Linked DNA regions of Homo sapiens: region 2 is linked to region 1. The links are chromatin loops, found by intact Hi-C in ENCODE. Cell type or tissue: PC-9. All regions are shown on one strand. Links, peaks and the distances in the headings refer to the core of each region. The heading gives the core; the rest is flanking DNA. Region 1 has its middle 32 kb from the start of SNHG20. Region 2 holds the start of LINC02080 (long intergenic non-protein coding RNA 2080).

The links. Peaks named below come from ENCODE experiments on the same cell type or tissue, not always from the same donor. Only the 100,000 strongest peaks of a DNase experiment are listed, where the experiment ranks them.
Region 2: it touches region 1 in a loop (7-fold over the local background); 6 of 110 quality-filtered maps call a loop at or near these places.

What each region holds. Positions count from the first base shown.
Region 1 is chr17:77,047,989-77,064,381 of GRCh38, reverse strand. No RefSeq gene overlaps it. Among named protein-coding and RNA genes, the nearest start is that of SNHG20, 32 kb to the left of the region's middle. RefSeq lists a silencer at 7,842-8,055 and an enhancer at 10,804-11,547. In PC-9, for the core only: a CTCF peak has its summit at 7,922 (motif pointing right); no DNase peak of the experiment used is centred there.
Region 2 is chr17:76,790,807-76,807,199 of GRCh38, reverse strand. It overlaps LINC02080 (long intergenic non-protein coding RNA 2080), which reads right to left and starts at 8,156. Exons shown (of 3, transcript NR_110837.1): 1 at 7,656-8,156; 2 at 1,247-3,015; 3 at 98-912. It also overlaps a transcript of MFSD11 not described here. RefSeq lists an enhancer at 2,201-2,724. In PC-9, for the core only: no CTCF peak of the experiment used is centred there; a DNase peak (open chromatin) is centred at 9,539; H3K27ac peaks cover 589 bases.

The DNA of each region.
Region 1 (16,393 bases), core at 5,698-10,697:
AGGCAGGAGAATCACTTGAGACCAAAAGTACAACGTCAGCCTGGGCAACACAGCGAGACCCCATCTCTACTAAAAATATAAATAAAAAAATTAGCTGGCTGTGGTGTCAGTGCCTGTAGTCCCAGCTACTCAGGAGGCTGAGACAGGAATACTGCTTGAGCCCAGGAGATCGACGCTGCAATGAGCCATGTTTGAATCACTGCACTCCAGCCTGGATGACACGGCAAGACCCTGTTTCTTTTTTTTTTCTTTTTTTTTTTTTTGAGACAGAGTCTCGCTCTGTTGCCCAGGCTGGAGTGCAGTGGCACGATCTTGGCTCACTGCAGCCTCCACCTCTGGGGTTCAGGTGATTCTTGTGCCTCAGCCTCCTGAGTAGCTGGGATTACAGGCTCATGCCACCACACCTGGCGAATTTTTGTATTTTCTGTATTTTTAGTAGAGACACGGTTTCACCTTGTTGGTCAGACTGGTCTTGAACTGCTGACCTTAAGTGATCTGCCCGCCTCAGCCTCCCAAAGTGCTGGGATTACAGGTGTGAGCCACTGCACCCGGTTTTTTTTTTTTTCAAGACGGAGTTTCATTCTGTCCCTTAGGCTGGAATGCAGTGGCATGATCTCAGCTCACTGCAACCTCTACCTCCTGGGTTCAGGCGATTCTTTTTTTTTTTTTTTTTTTTTTGAGACGGAGTCTGGCTCTGTCGCCCAGGCTGGAGTGCAGTGGCGCAATCTCGGCTCACTGCAAGCTCTGCCTCCCGGGTTCACGCCATTCTCCTGCCTCAGCCTCCCGAGTAGCTGGGACTACAGGCGCCCGCCACCACGCCCGGCTAATTTTTTGTATTTTTTAGTACAGACAGGGTTTCACCATGTTAGCTAGGATGGTCTCGATCTCCTGACCTCGTGATCCGCCCGCCTCGGCCTCCCAAAGTGCTGGGATTACAGGCGTGAGCCACCTCGCCCGGCCTGAGACTCCATCTCAACAACAACAACAACAACAAAAGATATGTACATGTCAATGTATGTACATTATGCTTCAAAAGTAAATTAGAAAAAAATAATTATTTAGAAAGAAATAATTGGGTATCGTGAACAATCATTTGCTGTTTAGAGGAAAGGTGTTCCAGCTTTACAGATAAAGCACAATTTCTCCCCAGCATCCAAGTGACACACACTTCAACAGGCAGGGTTGGCCTTGGGGTTCAATGGCAATTGACAGATACTGCTCTATTGCAGCTGTGCGCCATCCCTGGTGGATCCTGATCATATAGGAAGTTCATCAATGTGTCACCAACTGAGAAAGGATGGGAAAGACTGGGATTTGATGCAGGTCTGACCGAAGCAAGATGGCTGGAGCCGAGGACCTTTTGAGCCTGTAATCGCAGCCACTCCAGAGGCTCAGGCAGGAGTCTGGAAGCTCGAAGCCACAAGGAGCTATGTATGTATGTATGTATGTATGTATGTATGTATGTATGTATGTATGTATATATGTGTTTGTTTATTTATTTATTTATTTTGAGGTGGAGTCTCACTCTGTCGCCCAGGCTGGAGTGCAGTCGTGTGATCTCAGCTCACTGCAACCTCCCCCTTCCAGGTTCAAGCCATTCTCCTGCCTCAGCTTCCCCAGTAGCTGGGATTACAGGTGTGCAGCACCCTACCCAGCTAATTTTTTGTATTTTTAGTAGAGACGGGTTTTACCATGTTGGCCAGGCTGGTCTTGAACTCCTGACCTCAAATGATCCACCCGCCTCAGCCTCCCAAAGTGCTGGGATTAGGGGCGTGAGCCATCACACCCAGCCCTCAGTGAGCTATGATCCCACCACTGCTCTCCAGCCTGGGCAACAGAGCAAGATCTTGTCTCAAAAACTAAATAAACAGGCCAGACATGGTGGCTCATGCCTGTAATCCAGCACTTTGGGAGGCTGAGGCGGGCAGATCACCTGAGGTCGGGAGTTCGAGACCAGCCTGAACAACATGGAGAAACCTCGTCTCTACTAAAAATACAAAATTAGCCGGGCGTGGTGGCGCAGGCCTGTAATCCCAGCTACTCAGGAGGCTGAGGCAGGAGAATCACTTGAACCCGAGAGGCGGAGGTTGCAGTGAGCCGAGATGGTGCCACTGCACTCCAGCCTGGGCAACAAAGGCAAAATTCCATCTCAATAAATAAATAAATAAATAAAATAAAGTAAAAAAAATGAAACTGTCCCCACTTAAAATTTTTAAAAGAGCATAGATAGCAGTAAAATGTAGTAAAATAATTAGTAGTGATGTTTTGAGCATCTACTATCTTTTTATGTAATTGATGTAACTCTAAGTTTACATAATTTATTTTTAAATAATGGTCCCATGGAACAATTGGTTTGCCAACGTCCTGAAACTTGAACAGCCTTGGGAGCCTGTCCGAGCTGGCGCCAGAACCTCACTGTTTAGACCAAATCTGAGAAAAACAAAGGCCAGAGCCACCCTGAGCAGGGGGTTTGGGCAGGAGCCAAGTCATTGAGATGTCAAGGGGGAAGAATGGGATTTTCCTAAGTAATGCTCTTCACTGAGACAGCACAGCTCCTGGGAGTGTCATGAACAAAACAGGCTCTTAGCAAGTGCTGGCCCACGGGACAGGCGCTAGCCCTTCCCTCGGTTCCATGCCCGCTGGTTCTTTATGTATGATCTCAATATCTTGTATCTTTATGCCCTGATTCACAGCTTCCGTCGTTTTTCGTGTCTTTCTTGTTAGTTTCTATTTGGTTTCCATGTCCTCTGCATGGACTTCGGTGTCTAAATGTTAGTGTGAAATTTTAAGGTCCCAGATGTCCCATTCTGTCTGTGAGTGGTTCTCAACCTTGGCTGCACCTTGAGATCACCTGGGAGGCTCTTAAAAATCCTGAAGCCTGGGCCAGGCACAGTGGCTCACGCCTGTAATCCCAGCACTTTGGGAGGCCGAGGTGGGCAGATCACTTGAGGTCAGCAGTTCGACACCAGCCTGGCCAACATGGAGAAACCCCATCACTACTAAAAATACAAAAATTAGCCGGGCATGGTGGTGGGTGCCTGTAATCCCAGCTACTCGGGAGGCTGAGGCAGGAGAATTGCTTGAAGCTGGGAGGCAGAGATTGCACTGAGCTGAGACTACGCTACTGGACTCCAGCCTGGTCAACAAGAGCGAAACTCCGTCTCAAAAAAAAAAAAATCCTAAGGCCTGGGCCCCATCCCTACCCCTAGATTCAGAATTAATTGCTTTTAGGTGCAGCCATCACAGGGCTGTTGATAAGCTCCCCAGGTGAATCTAATGTGGAGCTCGGCTTGAGGTGTGATTCACATTCGTTAATGAATCCAAACATTCATCCATCATCAAACGCTGAGTGGGCTTCACTCACTCATGAAACACTGACGAGGTTCCTCCCATGTGCCAAGTCCGTGATACGACCCAGGCATTGGAGAAATGGAGTGAAGAACACTGTCCCAGCCCTTGATGAGCTCACAGTGAAAGTGTAATGGGGAAGGCAAACAGGCCACCAAATAGAAGTCTTTTTTTCTTTTTTTTTGAGATGGAGTCTTGCTCTGTCGCCCAGGCTGGAGTGCAGTGGTGCTATCTTGGCTCACTGCAACCTCCACCTCCCGGATTCAAGTGATTCTCCTGCCTCAGTCTCCCCAGTAGCTGGGATTACAGGTGTGCGCCACCAAACCCGGCTAATTTTTGTATTTTTAGTAGAGACAGGGTTTCACCATGTTGGCCAGGCTAGTCTCGAACTCCTGACTTCAAGTTATCCGCCCACCTCGGCCTCCCAAAGTGTTGAGATTACAGGCGTGAGTCACCGTGCCCAGCCAATAACAGTCTTGGTGGTTCCCTTTCCCACATCCATTGCAAAAAGTACCCCCATGTTTCTCCACCCGTGTGTGCATCCCTTTGTCCTGCGTGAGCAGGAGAGCTGAACCTCACAGTAGCTTGGCTGCCACCCAAACCCTGCCTTGGGGCCGTTTGTTTCTTTTAGACATGGTCTGAAAAATAAAAATAAGGTCCAAAATCCTCAGCAAAGTCCATTCAGATCCCCACGGCAACTGAAGTCCTTTCTCTGACAAATACAGATTATGGACCAAGCGAAGGAAGGGGAGAGAATGGGATGATGAGAACAGGTGCCGTGTGACCAATTCGGGTCTAAACTTCACAGTCGGAGGCTAAGGGGCAGGCTGTGAGAGACGGGCAGCAAAAGAGGAAGAAAGAATTGGACCATCAGTGGCCACACTGGCTCCCGCCCATTATCCCAACATTTTGGGACACGAACAAGCGGGAGAATCGCTTGAAGTCAAGAGTTTGGGACCAGTCTGGGCAACATAGTGAGATCCTGTCTCTAGAAAATATTTTAAAATTAGCCAGGTGCTGTGGTGCACACCTGTGGTCCTAGCTACTCCGGAGGCTGAGGCGGGAGGATCAGTTGAGCCCAGGAGGTCAAGATTCGAGTGATCCATGATCACGACACTGCACTCCAGCCTGGGTGACAGAGTGAGAACCTGTCTCTAAAAAAATAATAATAATTTGACTATAAAGGGCTATTTTGTGTGAAAGCCTGGCTTGATAGATGCCATTAGTATGACTTTTTTTTTTAAATTCAGGCAAAACTTACATAACATAAAATTAGCCCTCTTGGGCCAGGCACGGTGGCTCACACCTGTAATCCCAGCACTTTGGGAGGCTAAGGTAGGAGGATTGATGATTGAGCCCAGGAGCTCGAGGCTGCAGTGAGCTGAGATTGCACCTCTGCACTCCAGCCTGAGTGACAGAGTAAGACTCTGTCTCTGTATAAAAAACATTAACCATCTTTTTCTCTTTTTTGGGGGGGTGAGGGGGACGGAGTCTCACCCTATTGCCAGGCCGGAGTGCAGTGGCATGATCTTGGCTCACCATAACCTCCAACTCCCTGGTTCAAGCCATTCTCCTGCCTCAGCCTCCTGAGTAGCCGGAATTACAGGCACGCGCCACCACACCCGGCTAATTTTTGTATTTTAGTAGAGACGGGGTTTCACCATGTTGGCCAGGCTCTTCTTGATCTCCTGACCTCGTGATCTGCCCACCTCAGCCTCTCAAAGTGCTGGGATTACAGGTGTGAGCCACTGCACCCAGCCTCTCCTTTTTATAGCTGAATAAGCTTCTGTTTTGTGTCTATACTGCATTTTATCTTTTTATTCATTGATGGACATTTGGGTTGTTTCCGCCTTTTGGTTATTACATATATATTACATGTATTTGTTTCTTTTTTTTTTCTGAGACATAGTCTCACTCTGTCGCCCAGGCCTGAGTGCAGTGGCTCAATCTCGGCTCACTGGAACCTCTGCCTCTCTGGTTCAAGTGATTCTCCTGCCTCAGCCTCCTGACTAGCTGGGACAACAGGCACACACCACCATGCCCAGCTAATTTTTGTAATTTAGTAGAGACAGGGTTTCACCATGTTGCCCAGGCTGGTCTTGAACTCTTGGCCTCATGTGATCCACCCGCCTTGGCTTCCCAAAGTCCTGGGATTACAGGTGTGAGCCACTGTGCCCAGCTGTTTCTATTGTTTTTAATTCCTTTTTTTTTCTTTTGAGATGGAATCTCACTGTGTCACCCAGGCTGGAGCGCAGTGGTGCGATCTCGGCTCACTGCCACCTCCATCTCCAGAGTTCAAGCAATTCTCCTGCCTCAGCCTCCCAAATAGCTAAAACTACAGGCACACGCCACCACGCCCAGCTAATTTTTGTGTTTGTAGTAGAGATGGCGTTTAGTCATGTTGGCCAGGCTGGTCTCGAACTTCTGGCCTCGCTGGTCTCGAACTTCTGGCCTCAGCAATCCTACCGCCTTGGCCTCCCAAAGTGCTGAGATTGCAGGTGTGAGCCACCATGCCTGGCCTATTGTTTTCAATTCTTTTGGACAGATTCCTAGGAAGTATGAGTACTTATACGGCAAGTCTAAGCACGGGAAACACACACACATTCACGCAGGCACTTGCACACATAGGTAACACACACACCTGAGATTCCCACAGACGGGGGTTTAGGAAACTGTCACTGCTCCTACACCATTGTGAACACACAGCAGGCTCAGAGGCTGGAGTGAAACAAGCCCTTCGAGCTCCCAACACACAGGCTTTTTGTAGTAAAAGCAGAAGTTTCCCCCAGAATGGTCAAATAAATGACAGTACATTCCGAAGACAGAATACAAAGCAGCCATTAAGAGTATTTCCCAAGACAAATGACCTTGGGCCATGAGAAAAGGCAGAACGCAGAAGTGTACTGTGCGGCACCATCACTATTTTGTTAAAAAATCCATATGCATAGATGAAGAACTGGCAGGGAATGCATGATAGAACTGTGGGTTTTATTTTCCTTCCTTGTAATTTTGTGTTTTACCAGTTTTCCACATTGAAAATGTTGGGAGGATTCAATAAGTTAATGTGTCTGAAAGATTTAGAACAGGGCTTGCCACATGGGACATGCTATACAGACGTTGGCTCTCACTATAATGATTTCTGTTTATCATTGGAAAAATTTTAAAGACAAATGATCTTCTTTCTTTCTGTCCTTCCTCTGCCTCTGAGAGGACAAAGAGAGTTTGACAGGAGCTGGTTCCACAAATTGTAGGGTCACACTTTCTGTCCCTGGTGCCTGCTCTGGATGGGGTGAGAACTGCCCCCCCGCCCCCCCAACCGCCCACCACCACACAAGATCCTCACCCAATCTTTTTATTTTTATTTTTAAAAATTTATTTATTTTAAACATGGAGTCTTGCTCTGTCGCCCAGGCTGGAGTCCAGTGGCATGATCTTGGCTCACTGCAACCTCTGCCTCCTGGGTTCAAGCGATTCTCCTGCCTCAGCCTCCCAAGTAGCTGAGATTATAGACATGGGCCACCACACCCAGCTAATTTTTGTATTTTTAGTAGAGACAGAGTTTTGCCATGTTGGCCAGGCTGGTCTCAAACTCCTAACCTCAGGTGATCTGCCCATCTCGGCCTCCAAGAGTGCTGGGATTACAGGCGTGAGCCACCGCGCCCACCATTTTTTTTTTTTTTTTTTTTTTTTTTTGAGATGGAGTCTCGCTCTGTCGCCCAGGCTGGAGTGCATTGGCGCGATCTCGGCTCACTGCAAGCTCCATCTCCCGGGTTCACACCATTCTCCTGCCTCAGCCTCCCGAGTAGCTGGGACTACAGGCGCCTGCCACCACGCCCGGCTAATTTTTTGTATTTGTAGTAGAGATGGGGTTTCACCGTGTTGGCCAGGATGGTCTCTATCTCCTCACCTCGTGATCCGCCCGCCTCAGCCTGCCAAAGTGCTGGGATTACAGGAGTGAGCCACCGCACCTGGCCCCCAGCTTTTATTTTGATTTTTGAGACAGGGTCTTGCGCTATCACCCAAGCTGGAGTGCAGTGGCACAACCCTGGCTCCTTGCAGCCTCGACCTCCCGCCTCTGCCTCCTGAGTAGCTGGGACTACAGGTACATGCCACCAAGTCCAGCTATTTTTTTTTTTTTTTGGTAGAGATGGGGTCTCATTATGTTGCCCAGGCTGGTCTCAAACTCCTGGGTTTAAGTAATCCTCCTGCTTCAGGCTCCCAAAGTGCTGGGATTACAGGCGTGAGCCACCATGCCCAGCTTATCCCCACCCAATCTAAACAATCTGTAAAGAGGGCTCTGAAGTGTTCCCAGAGAATTGCTGCTGCAACAGGTATAGCCGGATCCAGAGTGAGCCCTGAGGATGGCATTAGTCCCAGGGAGGTATTGTGTTTCCAGGTATCCAAGGGCTCAGCTCGGTGAAAAGCATCCAAGTGCAGGTTTCTTCCCTCAACACCCGGGACTCCGGGGGGAGGAAGATCAGTAGGGACAGAAGCGGGTGAACATCTGCCCCCGCCTCCCATCCCGCCTTTCAGGTGTTGGGAAGGCACCTGGACCCCAGGTGTCCCAGACACTGTGCCTGCGCGGCTTCGCCACGAGGGGGCGCTCCCGGCACCGCGAGGAGCTCCTTCGTGGGCCTGAAAAAGAAGGAAAATGATGTTCTCATAGCGAGGGCAGGGAGGCATCCCTGACACCGGGTAGTGCCAACAGGGCTGAAGACAAGGATGAGGAGCGCGCTTGGAACAATTTTCCTGTGCCTGGGCTCGCAATAGGCCTTGGGGGAGCTGGGGAGGCCTGGCGCCTTCTGCAGACAACATTTGCTCTCCCTGCTGGAGCCCCGGCTTGGGCTGCTGAGGGCGCGGGAAGGCAGGACGCAGAGACCTGGGGTGTCCCTGCCAGCTCCCCGGCCCGGCTTTCCGGGGGCTCCCTGAAGGCAGCCAGCGAGGGGCGGGCAGGCTGCGCTTGTAGGGTTCACAGGAAAGCGTGGGGCCCGGGGTACCCGCTGGGAATGGAGGCCTGTGGGCTGGGGCTCCGGGGGCTTCCTGCGGGAGACCAAAGAGTGTGACGGGAGGGCTCGGGCCTGAGTGTGAGTGTGCACCAGCCCGTGTGACTGCGTGTGCGGCCGGGAACGCGGTGTGTTCTGAGCAGCCACGGAAGGCCTTGATCGTGCGGGGGAAATGTTTCTGCCCTGGGCTTTCTGAGGCAAAACAATCTCATCCCTGCTCTCAGACACTAGGGCCCACGCCCAGAGCTTGTGAGCACACATGCACGCACACACACAGACACGCAGGGAGACAGACACACGCAGAGAGCCATGTGTATACTTGCACACACAGACACGTGCACACACACAGATGCACAGACATATACATGTGCACTGGCAGACAGAAGCACAGACACATGTGCACACGTGCATAGACACACATACATGGATGCATGTGTGCACACATACACATAAACACACACGCAGACACAGACATGCATAGGCACACATGTACACACATACCCACACACACAAAGCACACAGATGCACACACAGGTACACACACATGCACACAGGTGCATGTAGACACACACACTCAAATACACATAGATGAGAGCATACAGACGCATGCACACGTGTGCACACATGCCTCTCTACTGGTTAGAGATAATGTGACAAGATACTCCAGGATTCACAAAAAAATGCAGATGGTGGCACGAGCCAGACTCCCAGGCGCCTGCTTACCTGCAGTCACCTCCACCAAGTGGTGACTGAGGCAGCCAGCCAGTGATCTACCGGCTGACAGGAAGGGCCCTCAGGCTAACTGCTCCTGAGTGGGGCCAGCTGTGCTTTTCAGGAGGCTGGGCAAAGGCAGGGAGGCCAGTCCCTGAGAGGCCTGGGCTGGGCCAGGCTGAGTGTGCTGGAGATTCTGGCACAGCCGAGGGCAATCCAGGCGGCCACGGGGGAGGTGGTGGAGAGGGAGGCTGCCCCGCTCCTCCTGCTGGCCTGCAGAGCTATGGCCCTGGCCTGGCTCTGCTCTGTGACCTCTCGACCTTGGAAAGAGAGCTGCGAGTTGTCTGTTTCCACCCTGGGTGCTGTGGGTGGCCCGGCTTGGAGGACAGTCTCCTCTGCGTCCATCCAGAGCTCCCACTCACCTGCTTCCCTGGGAGTTTCCCAGCCGCGTCCCCTCTGCTCTCCAGCCCCTGAGAGTCCCTAGCACTGCCCCTCTCCCAGGCTCTGTCTGTGTGTTCACACACACCACCTACCCCAGAGTCCTCCTTCTCCTCTCTCAGTCTCCCCAGCCTCTGAACATGGCTGTCATCTATCCCAGTGGTTTGTACTTTTTTCCCTCACAAAATTTGCCCTATCTTCTCTCTTTCTCCCTATCTCACGTGGGGAAGGCCTTCTGGAAGGAATCGCACCATTCCTCTCCTAGTCCATCGGGAGAGGGTGAACGTGGATTTGACAGATCACGATTTCCCCTGCACATCCTGCGGGAAGGAAGCCCCAGCATGCTCTGCAGGAACGAAGCCCCTGCAGGTTCTGACTCCAGGATGGAGCTGGGATCCTAGGGCAGGGAGAGAGTGGAGGAAGCGAAGGCAGAGAGAGAGAAAAAGAACTAGGGGGTTGTTGGTAGAAAGGAAAGGTGGCCAGAGAGGAGGGCCTCCTAGTCGGATGTGGATTCGAGGGGCATGACAGATGAGTGCTGGGGAAGTGAAGTAACACCTGGGCAGGCCCAGGGCAAAACCCCCTCCCTATCTCCACACCACTCTGTCCCAGATGCTGCAAAGGTAACCAGGGCATCAAATGCAAGCCTGACTCCAGCCTGCGGACACAAATCCTTGCTCCACTGTCCTCCTAGGAGACTCAGGAACCCTGGGGGCTCCCCCAGTCCTCGACCATTGTCTGGAGTTCCCTAGGTTCCCTGTGTCCTGAGGCAGGAGAAGAAGATATAGACGGTGGCCCGACACCATTCGCAGGAACCTGAGTGAGCAGAAAGGGCAGAATGGTGGACAGAGTCCAACCCACATGGCTAGGACCACCCAGCCCCTGGGGCTGCCCACTCCAGGCAGCCAGCTGCTGGGTGAGAAGGTGCCCCAGGCACCTAAGGAGAGGCCCACTGGCCACCGAGAGGGAGGCTCAGACTTGCCCCACAGGCCTCCCTGAGTCCCCGTGGCTGAGTTTCCCTTTGGCTCGCAGGAGGAAGCCTCAGCGCCCTGACCCATGCTTGCTCGGACTGTCTTCCCTGTGACGCTGGCCCCTGAGCAGGCCCCGCGCTCAGTCCCGCGGCCAAGTCCACACCACAAGTCAGAGCAGAGTCGATTTGAACACAGGCCTCTCTGGGCTCCAAAGCCCAATCTCTGCCCCGCTATATGATACCGACCATGACGGAAGTGGTGGTGGCTGTGCGGTGACTACCTTGTGCCCGACTGTGCCAGGTGCCCCCCTGTATCACTCCCCTGGCCAGTGAGCCTGGCGCTATTGCATCGCTGTGTATGGATGAGAAAACATAGTCACATTTCCAGATGGAGGACTGGAAAACAAGTATTTTAGGTGGAGAGAAGAGGAGGGAGGAGGAACCGTGAAGGCATTCACTCAGCGACACCCACAGGGTGCAATGGGCTAGGGACTGTGCTAGGCGTGGGGTCTACAGGACAGAAGCCACAGGGGTCCCCAAGCCGAGGAGCTTCTGACACTAAAGGGCATGGTGTGGCTGATGCAAGACAGGCTGGCGGCAGGGGACAGGAGCTGCCAGTGGGGAGGACTCACCTGGCACATTGAGGACTTGGACCTGTGCTGTGAGCCCCCCGAGGAGCCACCAGAGCAGGGGAGGGACGGCCAGCAGAGGGACAGCTTCCTCCCCACGCCCCTCCACCTCGGCAGCGTGGAGACAGCACGTTCCTTCTCTAATGGGAAGAACAAAACTGGTATTTACAATAAACGTTCAATAAAGCCCTGAGCGTCCCCATTCTGACTCTGGAAAAAAGCACAATCTATCCCGGGGGTGGGGACTGTGATATAAGGACTAGAATTAAGGCTCTGTGTCTGTGCTGCCTTTAGGACGGGTCTGCGGTCCTCTGACAACCCCATGGAAGGAGCGAGTGGGAGGTGAGATCCTTCCATGTAGAGGGCCCCACTCTGCCCAGTCCTCATCCTGGCCCCTCTGTGATCCAAGAGACAGTCGTCCAGAGCCAAGTGCCAGCCACAGCCAGGCAGGAGCCCTGATGTCAGGGAGTGCCAGGCTTCCCAAGGGGAGGACAGGCTTCCAGTCGTCAGCCCCAGGAGCCCTGTCCCTGCACCTGCCGGGGCTCACCCCAGCTGGCCTTGTCTTGCAGGTAACCTCTGCCCTCCCAACCAACCTGCTGCAGTGCTAAGCACCCTTCTCATGGTTTGTCATCTCTGCAGGAGCATCTGGAAAGGGCTCTTGCCCTTGCGGGATGGGAGAATTAGCCTTGGGAGAGCCTCACCATCACGGTGGCCATGGATTATCCCCAATCCCTGTGGTTTTTTTTGTTTTTTTGTTTTTTGTTTTTTTGCGTGAGACACTGGAGTGCAGTGGCACAATCTTGGCTCACTGCAACCTCCACCTCCCAGGTTCAAGCGATTCTCCTGCCTCAGCTTCCCGAGTAGCTGGGATTACAGGCACACATGACCATGCCCGGCTAATTTTGTATTTTGAGTAGAGACGGGGTTTCACCATGTTGGTCAGACCAGTCTTGAACTCCTGGCCTCAGGTGGTCCACCCGCCTCAGCCTCCCAAAGTGCTGGGATTACAGGCATGAGCCATTGCGCCCGGCCCCTGATGTTCTTTTTCTGCAGAAAACACCACCTTCTGCCCCCAGGCAGCCTACCTTTCCTCCTGGACGTGGCTCTAGTGTGTCTCGTAAGCAAGTTAAGGGGGAGAGGTCCTGAGCCCAGAGTCAGAGGCCTGGGTTGGAGCCCTGGCTTCCCCCAAACCCAGCAAACACACGCAAGCCACTTGGCTCCATTTTACAGCTGAGGAAACAGAAGTCTGAGATGAATAACTGCTTCCCTGTGGCACTGGTGATGCTCAAACAAGAACTTCTGCAAAGCGGTTTATACGGTGTTTAAAGGCCACACCACGTTTGGGAGTATTAGTACTCACAAGGGAAATGAAGTCATTCCTGGGGGTTACCTGTCTATTAATTTGCCAATTTGCTGAGATTTTCAATGTCAGTTTTACCTGTGTGCAGATGCTACACAGAAAGGACTCAGCCAGGTGAGGTCCCACCTACTAGGGAGGATTGCTTAAGCCCAGGAGTCCAAGCTAGACCCTCTCTCTAAAAAAAAAAAAAAGAAGAAGAAGAAAGGAAAGAATAGAGAGGCTTTCTCAAAGCCAGATCAAGCCAGAGTTTGCAGGGGCTTGTTTTTTACAATTAAAAAAAAAAAGCGTCAGTGCAGTGGCCCTGTTGTCTCAATGTCAGACCCACCTGGAGCCTTTCAAAAATCCCGGCCCCCGGCTGCACCCCATGCACCCCAGCTGTGAGATCAGGATCTGTGAAGAGGGGTCCCGGAGCCGGTATTGTTGAAGCTCCCAGAGAATCCCAGGGTGCAGTGAGGGCTGAGAAACCCCTGCACTGGGGACTCCCTAACGCGATAATTTTCTTTCTTTTCTTTCCTTTTTTTTTTGAGATGGAGTTTTGCTCTGTCACCCAGGCTGGAGTGCAATGGCACGATCTCGGCTCACTGCAACCTCTGCCTCCTGGGTTCAAGCGATTCTCCTGCCTCAGCTTCCTGAGTAGCTGGGATTACAGGCGCCCGCCACCACGCCTGGCTGATTTCTGTATTTTTAGTAGAGACGGGGTTTCACCATGTTGGTCAGGCTGATCTTGAACTCCTGATCTCGTGATCCACCCGCCTCGGGCTCCTAAAGTGCTAGGATTACAGGCATGAGCCACCGCACCCGGCCAAGCGGATGATTTTCAACTCTGGCTGGCATTCACATTCTCCTCGCAGGGGAATATTACAAAACACTGATGTTAGAAACTCACCCCAGAGAGCTGGATTTACTTGTTTTGGGGCAAAAGCTACCAGGTGGTTCACATGCAGGTAGACAGAGGACCTTCGCTCTGCAGTCCCCAGCCGAGAGTGGTCGCCCTGTGATCCATGGAGCTTTGGGATGTAAAACTTGCTTCACCTGGAGGAGCCAAGGGGGAGCTAACATTGCCTCTTGGCCAATCGGCTCCTGGTTCTGCCTCCACAGCTGCTGCTAAGTTTCTTTCCAAACCATTTCCTCCACCATCCTCTCTGCCAACGCACTGGACCTCGCACACCTGGTGTGTGACAGGGTGCAGCCTTCCAGCTCAGCGGAAAACTCTCCACTGGCAAAGTGGAAGGGCCGGGGCTGGAGGGTGCATTTCCTGAATGGGGACCTGCAAAAGAAACCTGGGGTTGTTCCTTTGTCCACCACAGTCGAGAGGTCAGCCTGGAATTGGGGGACACATAAAGATTGAGCCCAGAATGCCTCACCGCCTATGCATATATACCATGATGGGGCATGATTGTTCAGGGTAGACACCTTCTCCCCGGAGAGACAGTGAGGAATGCGGGTTTGTCCTCCTGGAGAGGTCCTGCTGGGTGGCTGGACATAGCGTGGTTACTGTCTCCAGGTGGACGGAGCTCTCCCACGAAGGGGACACACATCCAGTGGCCTCCAGGTCCAGGGAGGACCGAGGCTTGCAGCAAGGCCACAGGGCCTGTATTTCACTTCCTGACCATCCAGACGACAGCATCCCAGGATGGTCCTCGTGAACTGTTGGATTTGCTCTCCCTGAATGAATGGTTAAATGCCAGGCACGGTGGAGCCCCCGTAATTCCTGGATGAAGGTTACAGGACTGCCTTTGGGACCTCCTGCTGGGGCCGTGCTGGCCGGAGCCTGCACCAGAGGCTCAGAATGGAGGCGGATGGGTTCTGAATGGACGTCATCACTCCCTCCCTGTTGACCTCAGACTTTGGATGGTTTGTTTTTTTTTTTTTAAATACATCAAATGGGATAATAACTGTTCTACTTAACAGGATTTTGTGAGGCTCCAACATGACAATGTGAGCGAATTGGCTTTGAAAAGCATTTCCAAGGTGTATAAACACAAGGGTTTCTATATAGGGCAAAGTCCCCCTGGCTCAGTGGTTCTATGAAGCTGTGTGCACAGCCCATGATCCCCTGTGGAATTGAGGATTGTGGAATTAATTGCCTTTGGAAGCTCAATTTGCTGTGTGAGCACACAGTCAAGAGGAATGGGGGAGCCTGGCCTTTGCCTTTTACGGCAGTCTGGGAACTTGAAATACTCAAACCCATCATTCTCAAAAAGCTTTTTATAGAGTCCTTCAGAAGCTTACGTCTCTGCAGCTCCACATATCACAGGTATGCCACTAGACGGAGCTTGTTAAATCATGAGCAAATGCAGGGGCTAATTGAATGCTTCTGACACTTGTTACCATCTGCCGAGGCTGGAGTGAAGCCGGAAAGTTCTGTGTGTTTTATGAAAGCCCTTGAGTCACCGCCATCCCGCGGGGTTGAGCCCTCGTGGTCTGAGCCCCAGAACTAGAGAAACGCCGTGGGAGGATGGATTCGATCCTTAACTGACTTGCATTTTAAGACACAAGCCATGGGGATTATTACAAAATTACTCCAGTTAATTAAAAAAGAGAAAAGCTTTGAAGTAATTTACTAGTGTTTATGTATTTTGTCCCAGAGTGGTCTCCGCAGATCTGCTAGACTCAGGCACTGTGCAGCTTTCTCTTATCACTGGCTGCAACAAGGACACTTCGAGATTAATTATTGATATAGATATTTTTTTTTGTCATCAGATAAATCCCTCAGCACCTCTGAAGAATCTTGGTTAGTCAGACTTGGAAAATGGATCTATGGGTTTCTCCAAAGTAGCCTTTCTTCTCCTCCTTCAATAAACATGTGAGGCCAGGCATTCTAGACACCTGATGAAAATGGCTAAGAAAGTAGTCTTACCACTATGTCAAACCTGAATCTGACCAAGCTGCTTGGTCCAATTTCCAATCCATGGAAACCTTCTGGCAGTGCAGGAGATGGAGGCACGTGCTAAACCCCACCACGGGGTGTAAGATTTGGGCTGCGGGATTCTCCACAGAACCAGTGATCCTCCTTTTCAAGAGATAAACTGCAAGGGAAACTGGCAGATTAAAAGAAACCTAAGAAACATACCAACCAATTACAATGTTTTTTTTATTTGTTTGTTTGTTGGCAGAATCTCAGTCTGTTGCCCAGGCTGGTGTGCAGTGGTGTGATCTTGGCTCACTGCAACCTCTGCCTCCAGGGTTTAAGCGATCTTCCTGCCTCAGCCTCCTGAGTAGCCAAGATCACATCTGGCTAATTTTTTGTATTTTTAGTAGAGACGGGGTTTCACCGTGTTAGCCAGGCTGGCCTCAAACTCCTGACCTCAAGTGTTCTGCCCACCTTGGCTTCCCAAAGTTCTGGGATTACAGGTGTGAGCCACCATGCCCAGCTGAATGTTTGAAATTTGTTTGATTCCCGATTAAAAGAAAACTTTAAAAAATTAAGGTATTTAGGGAAGTTTGAACACTGACTGGATATTTGATGCTATGGAGAAACAAAGATTAATTTCTTGAAAGTATGATAATGATGTTGTGGTTTTTTGTTTTTTAAGATTCCTTCTTATATATTTCTGTATTGTTTTATTTAGTATGAGTGTGTATTACTTTTGCAATTAAAATAAGAGAATAAGATTTTTTTTTAAAAAAAAAAACTAGCCTTTTTACAGCCTGGGCAACATAGTGAGACCTCATCTCTACAAAAAACTTTTAAAAAATTAACCAGGCATGGTGGTGCACACCTGTAGTCCAAGCTACTGGGGAGGCTGTGGCAGGAGGATGACTTGGGCCCAGGAGGTCAAGGCTGCAGTGAGCTAGGATGGTGCCACTGCACTTCAGCCTGGGTGACAGAGTGAGACCCTGTCTCAAAAATATAAAAATAAAAAACACAACTAAATTTTTATATTAAACCAGGTACCGAATGGCATCGTAGGTTTGCAAATAAATGCTGAAATAT
Region 2 (16,393 bases), core at 6,757-11,756, 260 kb after region 1:
CCTTTGTGGTACTATAACTCATAAAAGCAGTATGGACCCAAAGAGCAGACAGCAGCAATACCACAAACAGCAAAAGAACACAGCTTCCAAAAGACTTGAGGTGGTTGCCACTGCAGCATCGGGCAGCCTGCTTTTATTCTCTTATTTGGCCCCACCCACATCCTACTGATTGGTCCATTTTACAGAGAGCCGATTGGTCTGTTTTACAGACAGCTGATTGGTCCATTTTGACAGAGTGCTGATTGGTGCGTTTACAATCCCTGAGCTAGACACAAAAGTTCTCCAGGTCCCCACTAGATTAGCTAGATACAGAGTGTCGATTGGTGTATTTACAAACCCTGAGCTAGACACAGAGTGCTGATTGGTGCATTTACAAACCTTGAGCTAGATACAGAGTGCCAATTGGTGCATTCACAAACCCTTAGCTAGACATAAAGATTCTCCAAGTCCCCACCAGATTAACTAGATACAGAGCGCCAACTGGTGCATTCACCAACCCTAAACTAGACACAAGGTGCTGATTGGTGAGTTTACAAACCTTGAGCTAGATACAGAGTGCTGATTGGTGTGTTTACAATCCATTAGCTAGACATAAAGATTCTCCAAGTCCCCACCAGACTCAGGAGCCCAGCTGGCTTCACCCAGTGGATCCCACACTGGGCCGCAAGTGGAGCTGCCTGCCAGTCCCGCGCCATGCGCCTGCACTCCTCAGCCCTTGGGTGGTCGATGGGACTGGGTGCCCTGGAGCAGGTGGCGGCGCTCATTGGGGAGGCTCGGGCAGGGCAGGAGCCCACGGCGGGGGCGGGGAGGCTCAGACATAGCAGGCTGCAGGTCCGGAGCCCTGCCCCGCAGGGAGGCAGCTAAGGCCGGGCGAGAAATTGAGCACAGCAGCTGCTGGCCCAGGTGCTAAGCCTCTCACTGCCCGTGCCGGCGGGGCGGCGGGGCCGGGGGGCTGGCGGGCAGCTCCGAGTGCGGGGCCGCCCGTGCCCACACCCACCCGGAACTTGCCCTGGCCCGCAAGCACCACGCGCAGCCCCGGTTCCGCCTGCGCATCCCCCTCCATACCTCCCCCGCCACACCTCCCGCAAGCTGAGGGAGCTGGCTTCAGCCTTGGCCAGCCCAGAAAGGGGCTCCCACAGTGCAGCGGTGGGCTGAAGGGCTCCTCAAGCGTGGCCAGAGTGGGCAGCGAGGCCAAGGAGGCTCCAAGAGCGAGCGAGGGCTGAGAGGGCTCCCAGCACGCTGTCACCTCTCAATATCTGCACATAATAACAGGAATAAGGGCCGGGCGTGGTGGCTCACACCTGTAATCTCAGCACTTTGGGAGGCCAAGGCAGGCGGATCACCTGATGTCGGGAGTTCGAGACCAGCCTGACCAACATGGAGAAACCCCGTCTCTACTAAAAATATAAAATTAGCCAGGCATGCTGGAGCATGCCTGTAATCCCAGCTACTCGGGAGGCTGAGGTGGGAGAATGGTTTGAAACCAGGAGGCAGAGGTTGCGGTGAGCTGAGATCACGCAGTTGCACTCCAGTCTGGGCAACAAGAGCAAACTCCGTCTCAAAAAACAAACAGGAATAAGATTTGTTTCTTGCATTTGGGGTAAGGTATTTTAGCAAGGATAAAGCACTCTGCCAAAGTGGGTAGTATTTCCTCATATCTGGCAAGGCGTGGTGGCTCATGCCTGTAATCCCAGCACTTTGAGAGGCCGAGGCTGGTGAGTCGCATGAGGTCAGAAGTTCGAGATCAGCCTAGCTAACATGGTGAAACCCCATCTCTACTAAAAAATACAAAATTTAGCCGGGCATGGTGGCATATGCCTGTAGTCCCACTGCACTCCACCCTGGGCCAGAGTGAAACCCCGTCTCAAAAAATGGTGAAAAAAAAAAAAAAGGCCAGGCACAGTGGCTCATGCCTGTAATCCCAGCACTTTGCGAGGCCAAGGCAGGCAGATCACCAGAGGCCAGGAGTTTGAGACCAGCCTGTCCAAAATGGTGAAACCCTGTTTCTACTAAAAATACAAAAAATTAGCCGGGAGTGGTGGCAGGTGCCTGTAATCTCAGCTACTCAGGAGGCTGAGGCAGGAGAATCGCTTAAACCCAGGAAGTGGAAGCTGCAGTGAGCTGAGATCGCACCATTGCACTCCAGCCTGGGCAACAAGAACGAAACTCTATCTCAAAAAAAAAAAAAAAAAAAGAGAAAAAAGTATTTCCTCGCATCTCACCTAGTCAAAACCCAGGGCCCACATACCCTACCTATCCCATGCATGTGAGACGCTCACACTATCAACATAAAAAGTCCCTTAGTATCACCTCATTACCAATAGCAGCACAACAACAAGTCAAGTTAGAGGTGAAGCTCAGCTCACCAATCAGGTTATTCTGATTTGGATCAGTTAGAAGGAAAGGTAGGAGAGGCTCAATATCTTGAAAACAATGCTCATTTGCATACATGGATAAATACTTAATGGCCCAGCATGAGTTCCATCAATACAGAGGCAGTGTGTATTCACTCCTGTGTTCCGTGAATAGATCTTCTCTTGGTGCCCTAAATTACATTTCCTATAATCATGTTAACAAAAAGGACAGATGTGTAGAACAATCTATCAGAGGCAGTCATAAAAGTATTTAAAGTCTCTGTTGCCAGAAAAAGGGGTCCCTACCCAGACCCTAAGGGAGGGTTCCTGGATCTTGTGCAGGAAGGAATTCAAGGCAAGTCACAGAGTGCAGTAAGAAGAGATCACTGGCCAGGCGCAGTGGCTCATACCTGTCATTTCCCAGCACTTTGGGAGGCCAAGGCAGGTGGATCACGAGGTCAGGAGTTCAAGACCAGTCTGTCCGAGATGGTGAAACTCTGTCTCTCCTAAAAATACAAAAATTAGCTGGGCGTGGTGGCGGGCACCTGTAATACCAGCTGCTTGGGAGGCTGAGGCAGGAGAATCACTTGAACCCGGGAGGCAGAGGTTGCAGTGAGCCAAGATTGCGCCGCTGCACTCCAACCTGGTTGACAGAGCAAGACTGCATCTCAAAAAAAAAAAAAGAGAGAAAGATCATCTATTGAAAGCTACTCATTTTGCAAGTAAGGCTTACGATATAAAAAATAAAACTAATTTTTTTAAATAAATAAGTAAAGCTACTCAGTTAGGCGGGGCATGGTAGCTCACATCTGTAATCCCAGGACTTTGGGAGGCTGAGATGGGGGGATCCCTTAAGCCCAGAGTTCAAGACCAGCCTGGGCTACACAGCAAAACCCCATCTCTACAAAAAATACAAAAAATTAGCTGAGCATGGTTGTAACTGACCAACGGGCTCACCTTGCCCACGGCCTAGACAGAGCCAATTTATCAAGACAGGGGAATTTGCAATACAGACAGTGTAATTCAGGCAGAGCCGGCTGTGTGGGAAACCAAAGTTTTATTATTACTCAAATCAGTCTCCCTGAGCATTCTGGGATCACAGTTTTTAATTCAGGATAATTTGGTGGGGGTGGGAGGGAAGGCCATTGAGTCAAGAGTGCTGACTGTTGGGTCAGAGATGAAATCATGCAGAACTGAAGCTGTCCTTTTGTGCTGGAGTCAATTCCCAGGTCAGGGGCCATAAGATCAGATGGGCCATTTTATCGATCTGGGTGGTGCCAGATGATCCATCGAGTGCAGGGTCTGCAAAACATCTCAAACACTGATCTTAGGAGCAGTTTAAGGAGGGTCAGAATCTTGTATCCTCCAGCTGCATGACTCCTAAACCATAAATTCTAATCTTGTGGCTAATTTGTTAGTCCGACAAAGGCAGTCTAGTCTCCAGGCAAGAAGGAACTTTGTTTTGGTAAAGGGCTGTTATCGTCATTGTTTTAAACTATAAACCAAGTTCCTTCCAAAGTTAGTTCGGTCTGTGCCCAGGAATGAATAAGAACAGCTTGGAGATGCAAAGCAAGATGGAGTTGGTTAGGTCAGATCTCTTTCACTGTCTCAGTTATAATTTTGCCATGGCACTTTCAATCTCTTGCTTTGGGTTTTTTTTTGTTTGTTTTGTTTTTGTTTTTGTTTTTTTGAGACGGAGTCTCACTCTGTCACCCAGGCTGGAGTGCAGTGGCACGATCTCACCTCCTTGCAACCTCTGCCTCCCGGGTTCACACCATCCCCTTCCTCAGCCTCTCGAGTAGCTGGGACTACAGGTGCCTGCCACCACGCCCGGCTAATTTTTTGTATTTTTAGTAGAGATGGGGTTTCACCGTGTTAGCCAGGATGGACTCGATCTCCTGGCCTCGCTTTGGGTTTTATAACACCTTAATCTTAAGGTGTTGGCTAATGAATATGGAAAAAGGGTGAAGACTGCTCTAACTTCTTCCTGCTGATCATGGGTGTAATGGGGGTAGGTGCTGACCCCAAGGTGAGAGGAGTGGAACTCCTTTGCAATTGTCTGAGTGTACTCATGCGGTAGCTGGGATTACAGGTGCATGCCACCATGCCCAGCTAATTTTTGTATTTTTAGTAGACAGAGGGTTTCACCATGTTGGCTAGGCTGGTCTTGAACTCCTGACCTTAAGTGATTTGCCTGCCTCGGCCTCCCGAAGTGCTGGGATTACAAGTGTGAGCCATGTGCCCAGCCCTCCACTGTACGGATAAACCACATTTTATACATTTACACGTGGATGGCATGTCAACTGTTTCTAGTTTTTGACTATTATAAATAACGCTGCTCGGAACACTCAAGTGCATGACTTTGTGAAAGTAAATTTCTAAGAGTTAGAGTTGCTGAGTTGTATGGTCGGTTTATGTGTAATATTTTGAGAAACTGCCAAATTGTTTTCCAAAATAGATGTACCATTTTACATTCTTGTTAGCCATATGTGAGGGTTCCAGTTTCTCCAAATCTTCATCAATACTTGTTATTATCATTTTTATGACAGTAATTGTTTTTGTTGTTGTTGTTTTTGAGACAGAGTTCTGCTCTGTCACTCAGGCTGGAGTGCAGTGGCACAATCGGGACTCACTGCAACTTCTGCCTCCTGGCTTCAAGCGATTCTCCTGCTTTAGCCTTCCGAGAAGCTGGGATTACAGGTGCCCACTACCACACCTGGCTAATTTTTTTTGTATTTTAGTAGAGATGGGCTTTCACCAAGTTGGCGAGGCTGGTCTTGAACTCCTGACCTAAAGTGATCCGCTCACCTTGGCCTCCCAAAGTGCTAAGTGTGAGCCACCGTGCCCAGCCCAGTAATTGCCTCAGAGGCATCTGAAACCAGAGCGACTCTATCTTGAATAGGGGGTGGGTAAAATGAGGCCAAGACCTAATGGGCTGCATTCCCAGGAGGTCAGGCATTCTTAGACACAGGATGAGACAGGAGGTCAGCAGGACTGGTATCACAAGATACAAGTCTTAAAGACCCTGCTGATAAAACAGAATGCAGTAAAGAAGCCAGCCAAACCCACCAAAAGCAAGATGGTAACTAAAGTGACCTCTGGGCCAGGCACGGTGGTTCAGACCTGTAATCCCAGCACTTTGGGAGGCCAAGGCAGGTGGATCCCTGAGGTCAGGAGTTTGAGACCAGCCTGGTCAACATGGTGAAATCCTGTCTCTACGAAAAATGCAAAATTAGCCAGGCGTGGTGGTGCATGACTGTAATCCCAGCTACTCGGGAGCCTGAGGTAGGAGAATTGCTTGAACCTGGGAGGCGGAAGTTGCAGTGAGCTGAGATCATGCCATTGCACTCCAGCCTGGGTGACAGAGTGAGACTTGGTCTCAAAAAAAAAAAAAAAAAAATGCTGCTCTGCCTATGCAGTAGCTATTATTTCTTTTTCTTCCTTTTTCTTTTCTTTTCCTTTTTTTTTTTTTTTTTTTTTTGAGACAGAGCCTTGCTCTGTGCCCCTGGCTAGGAGTGCAGGCCATGATCTCAGATCGCTGCAACCTCTGCCTCCTGGGCTCAAAGCTGGAACTACAGGTGCATGCTACCAAGCTTGGCTAATTTTTTAAGTTTTTTGTAGAGACGGAGTTTTGCCATGTTGGCCAGGCTGGTCACGAACTCCGGGCCTCAAGTGATCCACTCTCCTCAGCCGCCCGAAGTGCTGGGATTACAGACGTGAGGCACCACACCCGGCTGGAGTAGCCATTCTTTTATTCCTTTTTTTTTTTTCAGACCGAGTCTCCCTCTGTTGCCCAGGCTGAAGTGCAGTGTGCCATCTCGGCTCACTGCAACCTCTGCCTCTCAGGTTCAAGCGATTCTCCTGCCTCCACCTCCCAAGTAGCTGGGATCACAGGCACGTGCTGCTGCGCCCAGCTGATTTTTATATTTTTGGTACAAATGGGGTTTCATCATGTTGCCCAGGCTGGTCTTGAACTCCTGACCTCAGGTGATCTGCCTGCCTTGGCCTCCCAAAGTGCTAGGAATACAGGTGTGAGCCACTGCACCCAGTCTGAGTATGGTATTAATAGAAGGATAAATACAGGAAATTCTAAGTATACCCTCTACACTGAAACATAGAAACACATCTTAAGGTTATTTTACTGCAGTCAATCAGTTCTGTAGCAGCAAGAAAAGTGTATAGACAGCTATGCACTGCCCTCACTGTTCTGTAGCCAGACAACAAATAATAATGTACCATTAAAGGGCTTTTTCAAACAGGTTATTATGTGTGTCATTTTCTTTCTTGAAAAAAAGATTAATAGCAGCAACAATCCATTGCGAGTTGGCTATTACCCACAGACAAATGGCCACACCAATACAAAGAGACTACAGCACAAAGGAGAAGGCTGTTTAATTGGAAAGGATTTCATAGGTGACCATTACAGAGGCAATGCTTCCCTCTGTGCCAAATTAAGTGATTCCTTACTGGACACTTAAGCCAGCTTTTGGACTTTTTACCTCCCTTAAGGATACCACTTCAGTACTAGCTCCAAGAAAACCCTTTTAGCCAGATACTTAGTAAAAAGAGAAAATAGCAAAACCGAAGGCTAAGCCAGGCACAGTGGCTCACACTTGTAATCCCATCACTTTGGGAGGCCGAGGCAGGTGGATCACTTGACACCAGGAGTTCGAGACCAGCCTGGCCAACATGGTGAAACCCGTCTCTACTAAAAATACAAAAATTAGCTGGGAGTGGTGGCGGGTGCCCGTAATCCCAGCCACTTTGGAGGCTGAGGCAGGAAAATCACTTGAACCCAGGAGGCAGAGGTTGTAGTGAGCCAAGATCACACCACAGTTCTTCAGCCTGGGCAACGGAGGGAGACTCGGTCTCAAAAAAAAAAAAAAAAAAGGAAAAAGAAAAAGAAAAAAAGAGAAGAAAAGGCTATAGGAGTGGCTGGAATAGCAAGAAGAAATGCAGGAGAAATCATGGGGAAAGGGGGTATGAGATGATGCATCTGATCAGATAATAAAACATGCTGGAGTTTTTTTCCCCTAATAGAATATTTAGGTGACTTGTAAGCTTTAAGCTTTGGGCAAGGTTGGGGGTGGGAACAAGGTGGGAGAAGAGAAATGCTTTGCAATAATGTTTGGGACACAGAGGTGTGGTTCTGCGATATAATTAGGAACCATGAGCCCAGCGCAGTGGCTCACGCCTGTAATCGCAGCACTTTGGGAGGCCGAGGTGGGTGGATCACTTGAGGTCAGGAAACCCAGTCTCTACTAAAAATACAAAAAATTAGCCGGGCGTGGTGACACATACCTGTAATCCCAGCTACTCAGGAGGCCAAGGCAGGAGAACTGCTTGAATCCAGGGGGGCAGAGGTTGCATTGAGCTGACATGGCTCCAGCCTGCGTGACAGAGCAAGACTGTGTCTCAAAAATAATAATAAGGCAGGACGTGGTGGCTCACACCTGTAATCCCAGCACTTTGGGAGGCTGAGGTGTGTGGATCACTTGAGGTCAGGAGTTCGAGACCAGCCTGGCCAACATGGTGAAAGCCCATCTCTACTAAAACTACAAAAATTAGCCAGGCATTGTGGTGGGCACCTATAATCCCAGCTACTTGGGAGGCTGAGGCACGAGAGTTGCTTGAACTGGGAGGCAGGGGTTACAGTGAGCCAAGATCGTGACAATGCACTCCAGCCTGGGTGACAGAGTGAGATTTTGTCTCAAGAGTTCCCTAAGTTTTAAATGTTCTCCAAGATTCCTTCTGTGTCTACATCTTATGATTCTGAATCTATTGCATTTCCATATTTTCTTTTTTTTTTTTTTTTTTTGAGATGGAGTTTCACTCTTGTTGCCTAGGCTGGAGTACACTGGTGCGATCTTGGCTCACTGCAACCTCCGCCTCCTGGGTTCAAGCAATTCTCCCGCCTCAGCCTCCCGAGTAGCTGGGATTACAGGCATGTGCCACCATGCCTGGCTAATTTTGTATTTTTCGTAGAGACGGGGCTTTGCCACGTTGGTCAGGCTGGTCTCGAACTCCTGACCTCAGGTGATCCTCCTGCCTCAGCCTCCCAAAGTGTTGGGATTACAGGCATGAGCCACCATGCCCTGCCTCATTTCCTTATTTTCTAAATCATAATAGAGCAACAGCTCACTGGTTGCTAACCACTTCCCGAGAGTCACCTTGAGGCTCAGACCTTTACTAGATGTGATATAATAAGAAATATATTTGGTCTTTGTCCTCAGTGGCACAGAACTCCTACAAGCCTTGGAATTTCCTGAAAGACAGGAGTGTCTTTGGTTGTTATGAGCCTCTCTGATAACACATGTACTGAGGTGACAAAGGGTGGGGTCCCCATATAGTCTCACAAATGACTGGTCACCAGAAAGACCAAGTGATTAGAAGGTTGGGCGTTTCATCCCACCCACTGATCTCCTGAAAGGGCAGGGAGGAGGCTGCCATTAAGCTGCATAAAATCTCTCAAATCTGGAGACGTGATGAGCTTCGAGGTTGGTGAATACATGGGGTGCTGGGAGGGTGGCATCCCTGGACGGGGCATAGAGGCTTTGCATCCCCACCCCAAGCTCACCTTACACATCTCTTCCATTTGGCTCTTCTTGAGTTGTATCCTCTACAATAAACTGGCAATTTTAAGTAAATTGTTTTCCTGGGCCAGGCATGGTGGCTCCGACGTGTAATCCCAGCACTTTGGGAGGCTGAGGTGGGAGGATTGCTTGAGCGTGGGAGTTCAAGACCAGCTTGAGCAACATAGTGAGACCCCATCTCTACATAAATTTATTTAAAACATTAACCGGGCGTGGTGGTGCGCACCTGTGGTTCCAGCTACTCGGGAGGCTGAGGTGGGAGGATCACGTGAGCCCAGGAGTTTGAGGCTGCAGTGAACTATGATAGCACCACTGCACTCCAGCCTGGGCAACAAAGTGAGACCCTGTTTCAAAAAAAAAAATGTTTTCCTGAGTTCTGCAAGCCATTCTAGCAAATTATCAAATATGAGCTGGGGATTATAGGAACTCCCCTCCCTTTACAGCTGGTCAGTAAGAAGTATGGACGGCCTGGATTTAGGACTGGCATCTGAAGTAAGTGGGGGTAGTGTCAGAGGCATTTGAACTGGGGCAACTCCAACTTAAATAGGGGCTGGGTAAAATGGGGCTGAGACCTGCTGCCCCGCATTCCCAGGATGTCAGGCATTCTTAGTCACAGGATGAGACAGGAGGTCCTCAGGACTGGTATCACAAGATACAGGTCATAAAGACCCTGATAATAAATACAACAGGATGCTGTAAAAGAAAAAGAGCCAGCCCAAACCCACCAAAACCAACACAGCGACTAAAGGGAACTTTAGTCATCCTCAACCTCATTATATGCTAAGTATAACATATTAGCATACTAATAGACACTCCCACTAGAGCCGTGACAGTTTACAAATGCCGTGGCAATGCCCAGAAGTTACCCTATATCCCTATATTGCTTAAAAAGGGAGGAACCCTCAGTTCTGGGGCTTGCTCGCTCCTTTTCCAGAAAACTCTTAAAAAATCCATCCCTTGCTTAGCAACTGATCAAAAAACAACCTTAAAATAAACCAACAGTCCTCAGGGCTACTCTGTCTATGGAGTAGCCATTCTTTTGTTTCTTTACTTTCTTTTCTTTTTTCTTTTTTCTTTTTTAATTGAGGAAGAGTCTCGCTCTGTCGCCCATGCTGGAGTACAGTGGTGCGATCTCAGCTCACTGCAACTTCCACCTCCTGGGTTCCAGCAATTCTCCTGCCTCAGCCTCCCAAGTAGTTGGGACTACAGGCGCCTGCCACCACAGCTGGCTAATTTTTTGTATTTTTAGTAGAGATGAGTTTCCACCATGTTGGTCAGGCTGGTCTCGAACTCCTGACCTCGTGATCTGCCTGCCTCGGCCTCCCAAAGTGCTGCAATTACAGGCATGAGCCACCGTGCCCAACCGAGCCTCAGCTTTCCAAGTAGCTGGGGCTACAGGCTCGTGCCACCATATCCAGCTAATTTTTTTTTTTTTTTTTTTGGTATTTTTAGTAGAGATGGGGTTTCACCATGTTGGCCAGGCTGGTCTCAAACTCTTGACCTCAGATCCACTTCGGCCTCCAAAGTGCTGGGATTACAGGCATGAGCCACCGTGCCCAGCCTCGGAATTCTTTCTTGTGTGAAATCCAAGAACCCTCTCTTGGAGTCTGCATCAGGATCCCTTTCTGGTAATGGTAGTCTTGTGGGACTGAGACCTTACTTAACCTGTGAGGGTCGGTGCTAACTCCTGGTAGTGTCAGGATTGAACTGAATTGTTGAACACCCAGCTGGTGCTGCAGAGTCGGCTGGTGTGGAAGAGAAACCCCCAGAGATTTGGTGTTGGAAGTCATCAGACTAGTCAATGTCGAGGATATTAGACTGTAGACTGTACGATGTAGACTGTAAATGACAGTCCTTCCCCCCAAGAGTTAATATAGTTGTGAGAACAAGAAAAACACATGGGGGAAAAGGAAGCAATGCAAGATGAGGTGTGATTCAGTCTGTGGGAACTTCACTAAAGTCAGGAAAAGGCTGCTGTGGTCCGAAAAGGCTTCACAGGGAGGTGGGACTTATGCCAGGTCCTGAAGATGAATAGGATTTGGATAGAAGGAAGGAGAAAGAGAGGTCATTCCACAAAGAAATACAATATGAACAAAGGCAGAGATGTTGAAGTAAAATGTATTCATGAAACAAGAATAAAATAAATGTGTCTACAGAAAAGGGTATGTTTTGGAGACTGGCATGGTTTTAGAGTCTTGAAGTTTTGGTTTTGCATGGAGCAGGTATGGTTTTGCAGGATGAGGTTTTAGGAATTGTTCAGTGTCAGGCAAAGAAGTATGGGCCTGATCGGCCAGGCGTGGTGGCTCACACCTGTAATCCCAGCACTCTGGGAGTCTGAGACAGGTGGATCACGAGGTCAGGAGATCGAGACCATCCTGGCCAACATGGTGAAACCCCGTCTCTACTAAAAAAATACAAAAAAAAAAAAAAAATTAGCCGGGCGTGGTGGCGGGCACCTGTAGTCCCAGCTACTCAGGAGGCTGAAGCAGGAGAATGGTGTAAACCCGGGAGGTGGAGCTTGCAGTGAGCTGATCTGGTAGGAAATTAGAAAGCACCACCATTTTCTGAATGGAGAAATTTAATCAAAATTACAACATCCCTCATCTTCCACTGATTGTCAACATCATGAAAGATGTGTAGTCATCCCAGTCATCCCTCAGATACCAAAACCTGCAGATGCTCAAGTCCTTGATATAAAATAGCATAGTATTTGCATATAACCTACACACATCTTCCTGCATACTTTATAATTTTTTTTTTTTGGGAGATGGAGTCTCGTTCTGTCACCCAGGCTGGAGTACAGTGGTGCAATCTCAGCTCACTGCAACCTCCATCTCCCAGGTTCAAGCAATTCTCCTGACTCAGCCTCCCAAGTAGTTGGGATTACAGGCTCACGCCACCACGTCTGGCTAATTTTTTTTTTTTTTTTTTTTGGTAGAAACAGGTTTTCGCCATGTTGGCCAGGCTGGTCTCGAACTCCTGACCTTGGGTGATCCGCCCGCCTCAGCCTCCCAAAGTGCTGGGATTACAGGCATGAGCCCGTAATTACTACAATTCTAGATTACTTACAATACCTAATACAATGTAAATGCTATGTAAATAGTTGTTATACACCATTGTTTAGGGACTCATAAGAAAAAAAGTCTGCACATGTTCAGTACAGATACAATTTTTTTCCCCATATTTTCGATCCATGGTTGTTTGAACCTACAATACAAAATGGTTATGGAGGACTGACTGTGGTTAAGAGTACATTTTCGGCTGGGTGTGGTGGCTCATGCCTGTAATCCCATCACTTTTGAAGGCCGAGGCAGGTGGATCACGAGGTCAGGAGCTCGAGACCAGCCTGGCCAGGATGGTGAAACCCCGTCTCTACTAAAAATACAAAAAAAATTAGCTGGGCATGGTGACGGGCACCTGTAATCCCAGCTACTTGGGAGACTGAGGCAGGAGAATCGCTTGAACCTGGGAGGTGGAAGTTGCAGTGAGCCCAGATCACACCACTGCACTCCAGCCTGAGTGACAGAGTGACACTCCATCTCAAAACAAAAAAAAAAAAAAAAAAAAAAAAAAGAGTACATCTTCTTCAGATTTTTTTTTTTTTTTTTTTTGAGACAGAGTTTTGCTCTGTCGCCAAGGTTGAAGTGCAATGGCATGATCTTGGCTCACTGCAACCTCTGCTTACCAGGTTCAAGTGATTCTCCTGCCTCAGCCTCCTAAATAGCTGGGATTACAGGTGCCTGCCACCACGCCTGGCTAATTTTTTTTTTTTCTTTGAGACGGAGTCTCGCTCTTTCACCCAGGCTGGAGTGCAGTGGCGTGATCTAGGCTCACTGCAACCTCCACCTCCTGGGTTCAAGCAATTCTCCTGCCTCAGTCTTCTGAGTGGCTGGGATTACAGGTGCGCTCCACCACGCCCGGCTAATTTTTTAGTAGAGACGGGGTTTCACCATGTTGGCCAGGCTGGTCTCGAACTCCTGACCTCAGGTAATCCACCCACCTCAGCCTCCCAAAGTGCTGGGATTACAGGTGTGAGCCACCACACCCAGCCCAGATGAGATTTTTAAAAATCCATCTCTCCTTGTATTAGCTTGCTACTGCTGCTATAGCAAATTATCACATTGAGTGGCTTAAAGGCAACACAATTTTATTATCTTACACTTCTGGAGGTCAGAAGTGCAAGACGGGTCTCCTGGGGCTAAAAGTAAGGTGTCAGCAAGGCTGCTGCATTGTTCCTGGAGGCTCTAGGGGAGAAACTGTTCCTTTGCCTCTTCCACCTCCTAGTGGCCACCTAGATTCTATGGCTTGTGGTCCCTTCCACTGTCTTCAATGCCAGCAACAGCAGACTGAATCTTTGTCCCAATGCATCACTTTGACTCTGACCCTGACCCTCCTGCCTCCATCTTCTGTTGTGGGAAGTCAGGGACCCCGAATGGAGGGACCGGCTGAAGCCATGGCAGAAGAACACGGATTGTGAAGATTTCATGGACATTTATTAGATCCCCAAATTAACACTTTTATAATTTCTTATGCCTGTCTTTACTGCAATCTCTGAACATAAATTGTGAAGATTTCATGGACACTTATCACTTCCCCAATCAATACCCTTGTGATTTCCTATGCCTGTCTTTACTTTAATCTCAATCCTGTCATCTCGTAAACTGAGGAGGATGTATGTCGCCTCAGGACCCCGTGATGATTGCGTTAACTGCACAAATTGTAGAGCATGTGTGTTTGAACAATATGAAATCTGGGCACCTTGAAAAAAGAACAGGATAACAGCAATGTTCAGGGAACAAGACAGATAACCTTAAACTCTGACCGCTGGTGAGCCGGGCGGAACAGAGCCATATTTCTCTTTTTTCAAAAGCAAATGGGAGAAATATTGCTGAATTATTTTTCTCAGCAAGGAACAGCCCTGAAAGAGAATGCGGCCCTGAGGGTAGGCCTCTAAAATGGCCCCCTTGGGTGTGGCCATCTTCTATGGTCGAAACTGTAGGGATGAAATAAGCCCCAGTCTCCCATAGTGCTCCCAGGCTTATTAGGACGAGGAAATTCCCGCCTAATAAATTTTTGATCAGACTGGTTGTCTGCTCTCAAACCCTGTCTCCTGATAAGATGTTATCAATGACAATGCGTGCCCGAAACTTCATTAGCAATTTTAATTTCGCCCATCCTGTGATCTCGCCCTGCCTCCATTTGCCTTGTGATATTCTATTACCTTGTGAAGCATGTGATCTCTTTGACCCACACCCTATTCATACACTCCCTCCCCTTTGAAAATCACTAATAAAAACTTGCTGGTTTTGCAGCTTGTGGGACATCAAGGAACCTACCGACATGTGATGTCTCCCCCAGATGCCCAGCTTTAAAATTTCTCTCTTTTGTACTCTGTCCCTTTATTTCTCAACCCGGCGGATGCTTAGGGAAAATAGAAAAGAACCTACATGACTATTGGGGGCAGGTTCCCTGATAATCTTCCACTTTAAGGACCTGACATTATATTGGGCCCATTCAGCTAATTCCAGATAATCTCCCCATCTCAAGGTGAGCTGATTAGCAGCCTTAATTGCACCTGCAACCTCAATTCCCCGTTACCATGGAACTAACATATTCACAGGTTCCAGCAATCAGGACATGGACAAATTTAGGCGGGTCCTTATCTGCACTTACCTGCTCTGCCATCTTGGATATGTTACTTGATCTCTCTGTGCCTTGGTTTTCTCATCTATAAAATGGGGATAATGGTTTCTAGTTGATAATTACTTGTAACATGCTTTAAAGAGAGCCCGGAAAAAAAAAAAAGAAAGAAAAGAAAAATAAAAGAACGCCTACACCGGGTGCAGTGGCTCATGCCTGTAATCCTAACACTTTGGGAGGCTGAGATGGGTGGATCACTTGAAGTCAGGAGCTCGAGACCAGCCTGGACAACATAGTGAAACCCCCTCTCTACTAAAAATACAAAAATTAGCTGGATGTGGTGATGCAGACCTGTAATCCCAGCTACTCAAGAGGCTGAGGCAGGAGAATTGCTTGAACCCTAGAGGCAGAGGTTGCAGTGAGCCAAGATAGTGCCACTGCACTCCTGCCTGGGCAATATAGTGAGACTCTGTCTCAAAAAAAAAAAAGGGTGCCTGGTATGTAGGTAAGCACTCAATATATATTAGTGATGTCTCTAGCAGAGAAAATTCGCTTTGGAAGGTCAGGCCGTGGAGGGCACCATGGCACTGTATGAAATGTGCTGGGCTCATCTAGCATATTAAGGATTCAGTGTTGAATAGACGTGAGTGCCCTGCACTGGGCTATTCTTCTTTCACTGGTTTCAATGGTTTCTGATCCAGAAAGGGATAAAATGAAAGAGTTGATCTCTCGGGGCGGGGGGGAACACAAAGAAAAAAGAAAAAAAAAAAACAAGCAAAAAACCAAAACCAGCTGTATAGCAAACCCAAAGCGCTTCATTCTGCAAAATAATGGGACAGGCCAAAATGGTTCCTAAGTCAAAGGGTTTGCCAGAGCCAAGGCAATGTTCTTTAGTGGAAAGCAAGCTCTGGCTGCCAAACAAATCATTTCCTGCAGAATAGGGTACAGCTTGGGGGGCAGCCACCTGTGGGAGGAGAGCCAGCCCAGACACCCCGTGCGGCTCCCCCACGGCACATGGATTCAGCAGGCTACCTCCCCAGCGCGCCAACCACAAAGAAGTAGAGAAGAAAACATCTGTTTTTTCCTCAACATGTTCTCACAGTGTCTACAATATGAGTCATCAAATTGCTTTCGGTTCAGTGACAATTATCCCAAAAGATCCCTTTCTAAGATATAAAACTGAGAAAACTAAACCAATTTAAAAAAAAAAGTTAAACAGGCTTAGAATGTAAACAAAAAAGACTGAAGAATTGGAAATATCTGACAACATTTTCAGGAAGTAAAAGAAAGAGGACCTGTGAATTGAAACGAAGTCAAAAATAAATGCTCAAAGGAGCCTCCTCTGGACTAGACTTCTCTAAAGCTGCAATCTGCTTGTTCTCTAAATTATCACACAGAAATAGGGCAGAACTACTCTTGATAAGAACATCAAAACTTCCAGATTTAATAGCAGCTCAGAAAACCAGTAAATCATAGCCCAATGCTGCAGGGAGGTGTCCAGGGCACATTCACACTATTTGCACACAAAGTTAAAAAGAAGGTCAAGTTTGACCTTCTACCTTCACACAAATATACATCCTAGTATTAAGATTTAGTATATTGTTGATCAAGGACCAAAAAACACACAAAACACACAAAATGTCAAGTTAGAATATTTCTTTTTTTTTTTTTTGAGATGGAGTCTGGCTCTGTCGCCCAGGCTGGAGTGCAGTGGTGTGATCTTGGCTCACTGCAACCTCCACCTCCTAGGTTCAAGGAATTCTACTGCCTCAGCCTCCCGAGGAGCTGGGACTACAAGGTGTGTGC